Linked DNA regions of Homo sapiens: region 2 is linked to region 1. A link is a loop called in an ENCODE intact Hi-C map of the cell type or tissue named here. Cell type or tissue: endothelial cell of umbilical vein. All regions are shown on one strand. Each heading gives the region's core, and the rest is flanking DNA. Links, peaks and the distances in the headings are about the cores only.

What was found. Hi-C counts contacts between places; a loop is a spot of excess contacts. Peaks named below come from ENCODE experiments on the same cell type or tissue, not always from the same donor. Only the 100,000 strongest peaks of a DNase experiment are listed, where the experiment ranks them.
Region 2: it touches region 1 in a loop (5-fold over the local background); 34 of 110 quality-filtered maps call a loop at or near these places.

What each region holds. Positions count from the first base shown.
Region 1 is chr3:79,518,326-79,523,715 of GRCh38, forward strand. The region is part of intron 2 of ROBO1 (roundabout guidance receptor 1); the gene reads right to left. Among named protein-coding and RNA genes, the nearest start is that of MIR3923, 13 kb to the left of the region's middle. In endothelial cell of umbilical vein, for the core only: a CTCF peak has its summit at 3,077 (motif pointing right); a DNase peak (open chromatin) is centred at 3,146.
Region 2 is chr3:80,675,513-80,680,902 of GRCh38, forward strand. All of the region lies in intron 1 of LOC105377177 (a long non-coding RNA gene), which reads right to left. LOC105377176 (a long non-coding RNA gene) reads left to right here and starts at 4,444. Exons shown (of 3, transcript XR_940989.3): 1 at 4,444-4,556. In endothelial cell of umbilical vein, for the core only: no CTCF peak of the experiment used is centred there; a DNase peak (open chromatin) is centred at 2,459.

The DNA of each region.
Region 1 (5,390 bases), core at 93-5,092:
GAAGGGAAGAAGACAAATATGATGGCCAAGCTTATCTACAACAGGAAATAGAGATGCAATGGCACATGCTGCTCCTACCAGCCTCCCTCCCTCCGTGCTTCTTTTCTTTCCCCTTCTTTCAGTTCTCTCAGGTAGTTTTAGAGTTGCTACTTCCTAAAAGGTCTAGTTTCTCAGTATATATGTGAGCAATAGCTTTAGAATTGTCCGTGAAACAACAGTAAGTTAGAAGACCTAGGAGGATTGCTTTTCAGAATTATGAATGGGGAGAAGGAGTGATAACAGAACATAAACGAAAATGTAAAGCTTTTTCTATATTATGCATAGATAATAAACATTCTCCAAATCTTTTATTATTATTATTATTATTATTTTTAGATGGAATTTTGCTCTTGTTGCCCAGGCTGGAGTGCAATGGTGCGATCTCGGCTCACTGCCTCCCGGGTTCAAGCAATTCTCCTGCCTCAGACTCCCAAGTAGCTGGGATTACAGGTGTATGTCACCACGTCTGGCTAATTCTGTATTTTTTTTTTTTTTAGTAGAGACGGGGTTTCACCATATTGGCCAAGCTGGTCTCGAACTACTGACCTCAAGTGATCCACCCGCCTCAGCCTCCCAAAGTCCTGGGATTACAGGTGTGAGCCATCACGCCTGGCCAAATGGTCTCCAAATCTTGCTGTTTCTTAACAGCATGCATTTGTCATTCATTTTACATGGTGGCCAGTTATTAATAGCTGTTAATCTGCTTTCTTCCTGAATGCTTCTCGTTCCAGAACCCAGGCTGAAGAGAAAGCCCCAATGTCTCCTCAGCCTGGATTCTGGAATGAGCTCCAAGAGCAAGAAGCATGCTATTCTTGTGGTAGAGGGAAGAGATGATAAGATCTTTAAGAAACTCTCAATGGCGCTGAAAATTTCAGCTCAGAACCCATATTGATCTTTTTCTTTCATCTTTTACTGGTCAAAGCATGTCACGTGGCCAAACCTGATATTGATGGAGACAGAAATAGTTCTCACTATAAGAAGTGTGGCCGGGCCTGGTGGCTCACGCCTGTAATCCCAACACTTTGGGAGGCCGAAACGGGTGGATCACGAGGTCAGGAGATCGAGAGCATCCTGGCCAACATGGAGAAACCCCATCTCTACTAAAATACAAAAAATTAGCCGGGCGTGGTGGCGGGCGCCTGTAGTCTCAGCTATTCGAGAGGCTGAGGCAGGAGAATGGCGTGAACCTGGGAGACAGAGGTTGCAGTGAGCCAAGATCATGCCACTGCACTCCAGCCTGGGTGACAGAGCCAGACTCCTGCTCAAAAAAAAAAAAAAAAAAAAAGAAAAGAAAAAAGAAATGTATGCTAAGTATAATATAATATGTTGTCCCAGCCAGGAGAAGGTTGAGAGTGAAAGTGTTTTTAAATAATTAAGCCAGAATAGTGGGTCTGATGTCTTCGCAAAATTAGATGCATTATCACTTTCTTACAATCCTCCTCTAGGCAAAGGTAGGCAAGTACTTGAGAAGAATAATTAAATTGATCTTAAACTTCAATTAAGAGACCTTGCAGCTGGGCACCGTGGCTCACATCTGTAATCCCAGTACTTTGGGATACTGAGACAGGAATATTGCTTGAGCCTGGGAGTTTGAGACTATTCTGGGCAATAGGAAAAGCCCCGCTGTGTAGAAAAAATTTTAAAAAAGAAAAAATCAGTTAGGAGTGGTGGCACAAGCCTGTAGTCTCAGCTACTTAGAAGGTAGGAGGATTGCTTGAGCCCAGGGGGTCGAGGCTGCAGTGAGCCCTGTTTGCACCACTGCACTGCAGCCTGGGTGACTGCAAGATTCTATCAAAAAAAAAAAAAAAAGAGAGAGAGAGAGTCTTTGTGTACCCCCAGGATGCATGCACATATGCCGAAGAAAGCAAAGTAAAACAGGCAGAAGGAAAACTAGATCGGGTGTCAGGAAGTTAGCTATTAACCTTAGGCTGTGAGATCTCTTCTAAAACACAAGTGAAGACAAATGATAAGAAATTAAGAGTAGTTCAATTCAATGATGTCCCTCATCTCAGAATGGTAAGAAAAAGGAGAGTCTAGAGTACAAATTTTCTGGCCTCAGTAGTTGACTGGTAAGCTCTGGGTCTTAAGGCATTAATGAGTATAGAACTCAGGAGATAATATGATATCCAGATTTGTTCCTTCAGCCATGGCAAATGTTTAATATTTAACACAAAGTGTTATTCAGTTATATTTCCATATGGGGAAAATTGGAGTAGTTTATGAATAAGACATATTGTGAAATTAAGATAAAGATAGAGAAACTCATATCTTATGAGACAGCTTTTTAAAAATTAGGAATGCAAACTATAACAGAGATTACACGGATGATATAAAAGTGGAATAGTAGCAAGAACTACCTGAGGGAAAAGAATTGGGGAAGTTAATTGATATTTGTATCCAACATATGATAATGAAACTAATGTCTCTTGGTTCAAAAATAGTTTTGAAACACTAACCTAGAAGCAAACCAGAGCCAAAAAAAAAAACACTTTTATTTATGAGAAAAATACTTTGAGTGAGAGATTAAAATCAATTTTTAAAAGAAATTTAAAGTATAGGACAAAACACTTGAATCAATGTAGAGACAGACAATATTTAGTGAAATTATCTAGACCACAACTCAGTGTTAAAGAGAAAATATGCATTTTAGATAGTCTGTAGACATTAGCTACTTTCATTGAATAATCTTTGAGACCCCATTCAAAGTGCAAGCCTACAGATGGTGGCTGGAACCCCTTGTGAAAGCAATCATCTCCTCTCCCCACAATTGCTCCTTTTCTGATTGGAGTGCTTAATTATACTGGTTTCCTGTCTTTAAATGTGTTCCAGGACTATAAAGATTATTTTTTCCCCATCACTTGCTTTTAACTGAAGTCAAGCAATTCAAAGAAAGCATCATCTTGCCTTAAATGTCTGACTATTTATCAAGAAAATATATACACAACTCCAATTTTCTTAGGGGTTCCTGTTTAGGAAACACAGGGATTAATTTCCTTGAGGTAGAGAATACACACTTGTTACATTATTGGTGTGATGGAAATTTGTGTTTTAACCACAAGGTGGCAGAATAAGCTAGGAGTTTCGTGCGCCCCTTCAAAAATCACTGGTTACTTCCGACATCGATCTAATTCAGATGAAAAATGCTATAATAGGTGTGTCTTCGTTAGCCTATATGCATGTGTAAGACAAGTGACTACATAAGTAACACTATCGAAAAAAGGTTAAAATGACTGAAGCCTCTTTCCTACCCTCAAGACAAATCCCACACAAAAGGTATTCTGAAGTTGATTTGTAGTGAATACTTATTTAGCTTCAAATAAACACTTTTAGCAGATGTTTTGAAAATGAAGTGGCCATATTTGTCACCACCCCCCACCCACACACACACTTCCTGCATTGTGAACCCCGAGACTTGTCCCATCCACGGTCTGCTCCTGAGATTAAGGGGAAGATGTGTGGGGAAGCACCTGGATGCTGGTTCCAGGATGCTACCTTGAATGTGCCTTGGATATCTGTGTCAGTAGAGAGAGGTGATGACCTTTCCCTCTTCTTCTATCCAACATTACATGGTTGGTTTACATAGATAGGTAAAATATATGCTTAACTGTATGCTATAATCCAAAGGAAGTAGGATTGTCATGTTAAGACAATTATTATGACTGTCAATATGGTCAAATATATGAAGTTAATAACAACAAAACAGATTCAGTATGTCATCTATTAGTATTATAATTTAGTGTATCTGTGGCTGTGCAACTCCAAAGAAATCATATTTGATAATTGTTTTGGTATAATAAATTCTGTATTTTAATAACTTACTGGTAATTGTATTGCTACAATGGAACCCAAACTTCTGAGGATTGCCTTCAAGACCCTTTGCTATCTGTTGTTTTTCTGCAATAGTCCCCTATTATTATCTAAACAGACCATGGTCTTTTATACCACTGTCTTTCCCAAGACTGTTACTTTTTTTTTTTTTTTTGGAATGTGCTCTCTGCCTCTGTTCCTGCAACTGGCAAGCTTCTATTTTTCTTTCAAGAAGTGATTGAGAGACCACCTCTCTGAAATCTATTCTTCTGAATTCTGCCTTGAAAGCAGAAGTAATCATCGCCTTGTCTGAAATCCTGGAGTCATCATTCCTGTATTCATCACTTTGATCACTGATTTCCACTTGCTTTTGTGCATTTCCATCCACCCAAGGAGAGGAACCTCATTTCATTACTTTTGTATCCTTGATACCTACTGGGGAGCTTTAAATGGAAAGGGAACTTAATAAACCCCTTTTGGAAGGAGGAAATAACACCAATAGATTCCTACGGTGCATATAGTAATGTATCGATACGTCATTATTTCTGTTTAAAGATAGCATTTATATTCAAAGATGATCGTGGTTTTAGAGTTTAAATTTAACTGATATATTTTATATTAAATTCAGAAAAAACTTCAAGTTATGTTTAATTGTAGAGCACGAACTATGTGACTATCAGTATTCAACTCCACTCATTGTCTGGGAGGTCATACCTATAAAAGGATTCAGCCTTGTAAAATTGGAACCTAAATAACATGTTTTTGAGGACTATTTCTCTTAAGGTAATTCCTTAATATTTGAATTAGACAAAGCATTTATGAAGTGCATGTTAAAGGTCTGTGTCAAGTGTGCTTTACAATCAGATGACAGTTATAATTATCTAATAAACAACAAGCTGATCTAGTTGTTTTAAAAACAAATTATCTGATCAGTATTGATGGGCTTAAAACAATAGAATCAGTTCCACCATTGTAAGAGGCTTCATAAACCACACACACACACACACACACACACACACACACAAATTAGTACATAGTGATACAGTTACACAATTCTCAATCCTTTAGTTAAAGAAACTACAACAGCATGCATATACTAAGATATCTATGTGAGGTAATGTATTTGTTAATTGGCTAGACTTAATCATTCCACATGCATATATACTTCAAAATAACAGGTTCTACATGATAAATATACACAATTTTATGCGTCAATTTTAACAAATAAATTTGAAAAAAAAATTGTTCACCAAAAAAGCCCACAAAAAATAGACTTTGCATTTTTCTTTCTTTTTTTTTTCTTTTTTTTTTTTTTTTTGAGAAGGAGTTTTGCTCTTGTTGTCCAGGCTTGAGTGCAGTGGCACACTCTCAGCTTACTGCAACCTCCGCCTCCTGGATTCAAGCTATTCTTCTGCCTCAGCCTCCCAAGTAGCTGGGATTACAGGCGCCCGCCACCACACCCAGCTAATTTTTTCTATTTTTAGTAGAGACGGGGTTTCACCATGTTGGTCAGGCTGGTCTTCAACTCCTGACTTCAGATGATC
Region 2 (5,390 bases), core at 212-5,211, 1.2 Mb after region 1:
TATGATTAACTAGTTCAACTCCATTATTTAACAGGTGAAGTAAGAACTAGAAATATTTTAAATCACTCAATTAAGGTAACAAGGCTAATTAGCAGCAAAATTGTAATTAAAAGTATGAAACCTGGCATTTTGAAATTTACATTTTAAATAGAATTATGTTCAATTCTTATATTCATGTTGATAGATACCTCTTAAGCAATGCACATATTTTTTGAGCATTGCTTCTTCTATTCTAAGAATTAAACTAAACACTGTCGGAGATCAACAGATAAATCAGTACTTTCGTGAAGCTTATCATTTAATAGAAAAAAATAAAAATGTAGGACTAGAATTATAACACAGAAACAACATTTCCTAAGAGGAAAGATCACGTTTAGTTGAATACAACTGGAAAAGTCTCCTTAGATAAACTATTGTTGAGATGTATTTTAAAAATAGATGTACCTTTTCCCTGCCAAAGGCTTACTTACAACTTACGTGTCTACTTGAACGTCCTCCCAAGGATATGTGACTCTCACAACTCTGCTTCCTCTGACTCTTCCCTTTATACCTTTTTGTTGTTGCTATAAATATTTTATTTCATGCTAAATTTATAATCACCCAGGAGGTTTATTGTTTAAAAGTTATAATCATATCATGTTTTAAAAACATAAAAGAAAAAAAGCAACTAATAAAATCACCTGGTTTTAGAAGTTTCTCTAGCCTTTCGTTTGCGCTTATTTATTTTTGCGTGACAATTGTGAAATCCAAACAAAGAAAAGAACATTTTCTTTATCTCTAATTATCTGTGCTTTTATGTGAGCGACTCCAAATTTTATTTTAAAATCATTGGAAAAAAAATAAGAAGGCTTGTCATAGTGTCTGATTAACTTTTTAATTGTACTTTAAATCTTGGCTCAGCTTTAACCATCTGTCCATGTATCACTTCACTCTCCATAGCTGCTAGGCTCAATTAGAGACCCATCTGAGGAGTTCTCTCAGCACTTTGGGACACAGTACTCATCACGTTGAAGGGTCATCATATGTGTTCCCATTTTTTTCTCTGCAGGAAAGTGAGCTTCTGGAAGGCTGTATCTGAGTCCTGTTCCTCCAATATTCAATGAATGCTGTCTGAATGGATCAATCAAATGGAGCTCTGTTTCAATAAGAATTTACCATGCAAAACAAGAAGACAAAGGAGTTTCTAAAACGGAGCGGGTATCAAAAGTAGTCTAGGAACAGAATTATTGGAACAGTTTACACATTATCAGAAAAATACAAACAGTAGTAATTGTCCTGAGATAAAAGAAAAAGAAGGTCAAAAATAGGAAGAAATCTAAGCTGTTAGACAGTCATTATAAAGGCTTGTTTGCTTTAATTTTCTCATTTAATTATGATATTTCTGTTCATTCAATATACTTGGATAAATATTGTTTAAACATGTTTTATGAATATTACAGTGAAAAAGAGTAATAATTCTAAAGAAAAAAAGGTTAAAAAGTATAAAGCTCAATTTAAAAGAAAATGTCTAAAAGAAGCTTTGAATAAAAGCTATGATGCCCTCTGGTGTGCACACATTTTAGAACCAGTCTAATACAGACTTTACATATATATTCACTACATACTAATTGCTTAAAAATTCCATTAGAAAGTATAACAATTCACAATATACTTAATTTCAAAAGACCCAAAATACTAACATAAACTATTTCATAAATTTTTAAAATATAGATGCAAATGAGCCTAGTTTTTTTCTGTTTGTGGGTGTGGTAGTAATTTCTGACTAAAATGTCAAAGCCTAAGTTCTCAATGAGCTTGTCTGCAACTCATCAGAGAATTATGAATAAACATGGATGGAGGAGTATGCAGATTTCCTAATAGAAAAGCCATGAATGTTTTAACACCCAGGGGTTCAAATTATAATAAAGGGATAGCACCTGTCACTGGAGGCAAAATACAAGATCACCTTTTCAATCCCAGGAGCAATTAAATCACAGACAATTTAGCCTCTCTCTGGAAAGCAGTGTCTCCAAAGAATCCATGTGTATGTATATCTCAGAGTGCCACAAGTAAAGAGGTTGCTTTAAATCCCTCTTCTTAGTATTTCCCATATATCTTATGAAAAGGTTCCCCACCACCAATTAAAGGATGATTTCCTGTATTTTACTAAATTATGAGAGGACATACTTACATGGCCTCTTCTGATTATGACAGCTGATCACTAATATGATGTGACCTCCCCATTTCATGTACTTTTGTGCAGCCGTGATTTCTGCATTGAAGCTTTGGTAAAAATGTTTCAATTCATTTGTCTAATGGCGTATTTTTACAGGAAAAATACCGAGAAAAATTATATTGAACTCTCTGGAGAATCTATGCAGCTTGTTTAACAGATGTGTATTCATCTGAGAAAATGCATGCACTGGCCATGCTTATATCCTATTCTGAAGGATGACTCATGCAGTTTCCTGTGTTTCTAGCATCAATATGCCACCACTCTGATGACAGCTTCTTACTCTAGGGATTAGAAGGAGGTTCCTATGACGCAGACTGGTCCTCGGCCTCTCATCCAGGTGGCAGAGTGGAGTAAAAGGCAAGAACGCAGGCAACAGAGAAGTTCAAGACTGAAGAATCCAGGAGGAAGCAGAAGAAACAAGTCCCGCAGAGCAGAGCCCATGAAGCAAAGATGCTTGAAGCTTAAATACCAAAGAGGGGAGAACTGCAGTAAGAGGGGAAGTGTACGCTTCTGAAAAAACTCTGGGTGGCAGCAGGGGAGTCGAGCTTCTGGAGCAGGACACGCATTACTGTTCCAGAAAGCACAAGCACACTCTTCCACACGCTACAACCTCTGCTCTCTGAGGCCTGCCAAGGCGGCAACATAGATGATTTTCTCTCTTTCTGACTGCCCTTAATGAATATATATTTACTGAAGTTACCTTAACAACTAACCATTCTTTTTAGCCTAAAATGCATATCCAGAGTATGCACTGTACTCAAATGACTTCACTATCTGCATATCACATACTCAATAGTGTCAGTTCCAAAAATGGTCCATTACAATGAAAGAAAAAAATAAAAGAGAGTTTTAAAAGCCAGAAATTTAGTTCTGTGAAAACATACAAATTTGATATGGAGAAGATAAATTTTGGAACACTACAGAGTTCCTGAGTTTACTGCATAAATGATGGAAGTCAAGAATAGCAATCAAGAATTAATTCATGTATTCCATAACATTTTTGAGCTTCTTTTATAAACCAGGCTTTTAAAAATTAACTACTAGAAACTGAAAGATTGTAAAATGAAGTTCTATGTTCAAAATTAATTTTTAGATATTCATGGGACTAAATACATGGAAAAATACTGTGACATCATTAACGAAAAAACAAACACATAACAGTAAAATATTATGAGGTCAGGAATAGGCTGGGCCCAGTGGCTCACGCCTGTAATCCCAGCGCTTTGGGAGGCCGAGGCAGGTGGATCACCTGAGATCAGGAGTTCAAGACCAGTCTGGCCAACATGGTGAAACTCCATCTCTACTAAAAATACCAAAGATTAGCCAGGCGTGGTGGCATGCACCTGTAATCCCAGCTACTCAGGAGGCTGAGGCAGGAGAATTGCTTGAACCTGGGAGGCGGAGGTTGCAGTGAGCCAAGATCACCCCATTGCACTGCAGTCTGGGCAACAAGAGCGAAACTCAACAAAACAAAACAAAAGGTCAAATATAAATATACACAAATAAACCTGAATACGGGCCGGGCACGGTGGCTCACGCCTGTAATCTCAGCACTTTGGGAGGCCGAGGCGGGCGGATCACCAGGTCAGGAGATGGAGACCATCCTGGCTAACACGGTGAAAACCCGTCTCTGCTAAAAATACAAAAAATTAGCTGGGCGTGGTGGCAGCTGCCTGCCGTCCCAGCTACTCGGGAGGCTGAGGCAGGAGAATGGCGTGAACCTGGGAGGCGGAGCTTTCAGTGAGCCGAGATTGCGCCACTGCACTCCAGCCTGGGCGACACAGCAAGATTCCATCTCAAAAAAAAAAAAAACAAAAAAAAAACCTGAATATGAAGAATTAATTTACAAAAAGGACTATGGTTTTTAAATATTCTAAAGATGTAGTCTGTCAAATTTCCACATACAAAAATGGAAAATAAGTATATAATTATATATAATGTATTATAATTATGTCTATATATATGCAATATACATATAAAGTTGAAAATATGAGTGTGCACAGGCACACATGAAAGTCTAAAAAGAATCTTTTGGTAACAATGCCTTGGCTGGAAGACTTAATTTTGGTTAAATAAAATACAGCAATCTAACCTCGCCCAATAATTGCCACATGAAAATTATTTCTGCCAAGTCTATACTGATATCTATCTTCCTAAAATATAGTTGAATAGACATAACTTTCTCTGGCTTTTATTTTAACTATTGTCATATTTCTTAAACCATTCAGGCTCCTGTACCAAAATACCACAAACTATGTGATGATAAACAACAGTAATTTGTTTCTTACAATTCTGAAGGCTGGAATGTCCAAGATCATGATGCCAGCAGATTCAGTGTCTGGTAAGAATCTGCTTCCTCTTAGACAGCTATATTCTTATCCTAACCTCATACAGTGGAAGGGGTGAGGGGTATCTTTTGACCCTCTCCTATAAGAGCAATGATTTTATTTGTGCAGATTCCACTCCTATACATAATCACCTCCCAAAAGCCCCACGACCTAATACAATCATTTTGGGAGTGAAGATTACAACATACGTATTTTGGAGGGACATAAACATTTATACCATAGAGCCATACATATACAGGTTGAGCACCCTTAAGCTGAAAATATAAAATTCAAAATGCCCCATACTCTGAAACTTTTTGAGTGCCAACATGACACCAGAAGTGAAAGATTCACACTTGACCTCATGGGACTGGTGCATAAAAGTATTTAAAATGTTACATAAGATAATGTTCAGGTTATGCATACATGAAATAAAAATGAATTTTGTGTTTTAACTTTGGTCCCATCCCCAAGGCATTTCATTATGTATATTCAAATATTCCCAGATCCCCCCAAAATATGAAATCTGTAAGAAACACTTCTTGTCCCAAGCATCTTGGATTGGGAATATTCAACCTGTAGTTGGAGGGCACTGACATTAAAAATTGCCAAACTTAGGTGCAATTTGCTAAAAGGTGGAGGAGATCTAGAACTAAGTTAATGACAAGAAAAGAGACCACAGAATTGAGTAGTATTTCAAATCAACATAATCTTTTTCTCATTTTTTTAAATTCACAAAAATTAAGGTAACGGGCAATTGCTAACATGTACTAAAATTTCCAGTGCTACCTAGTTTACACAGCAATTCCCAGTTTTTTAATAGAAACTGAATCTTCTTCATACTAAGT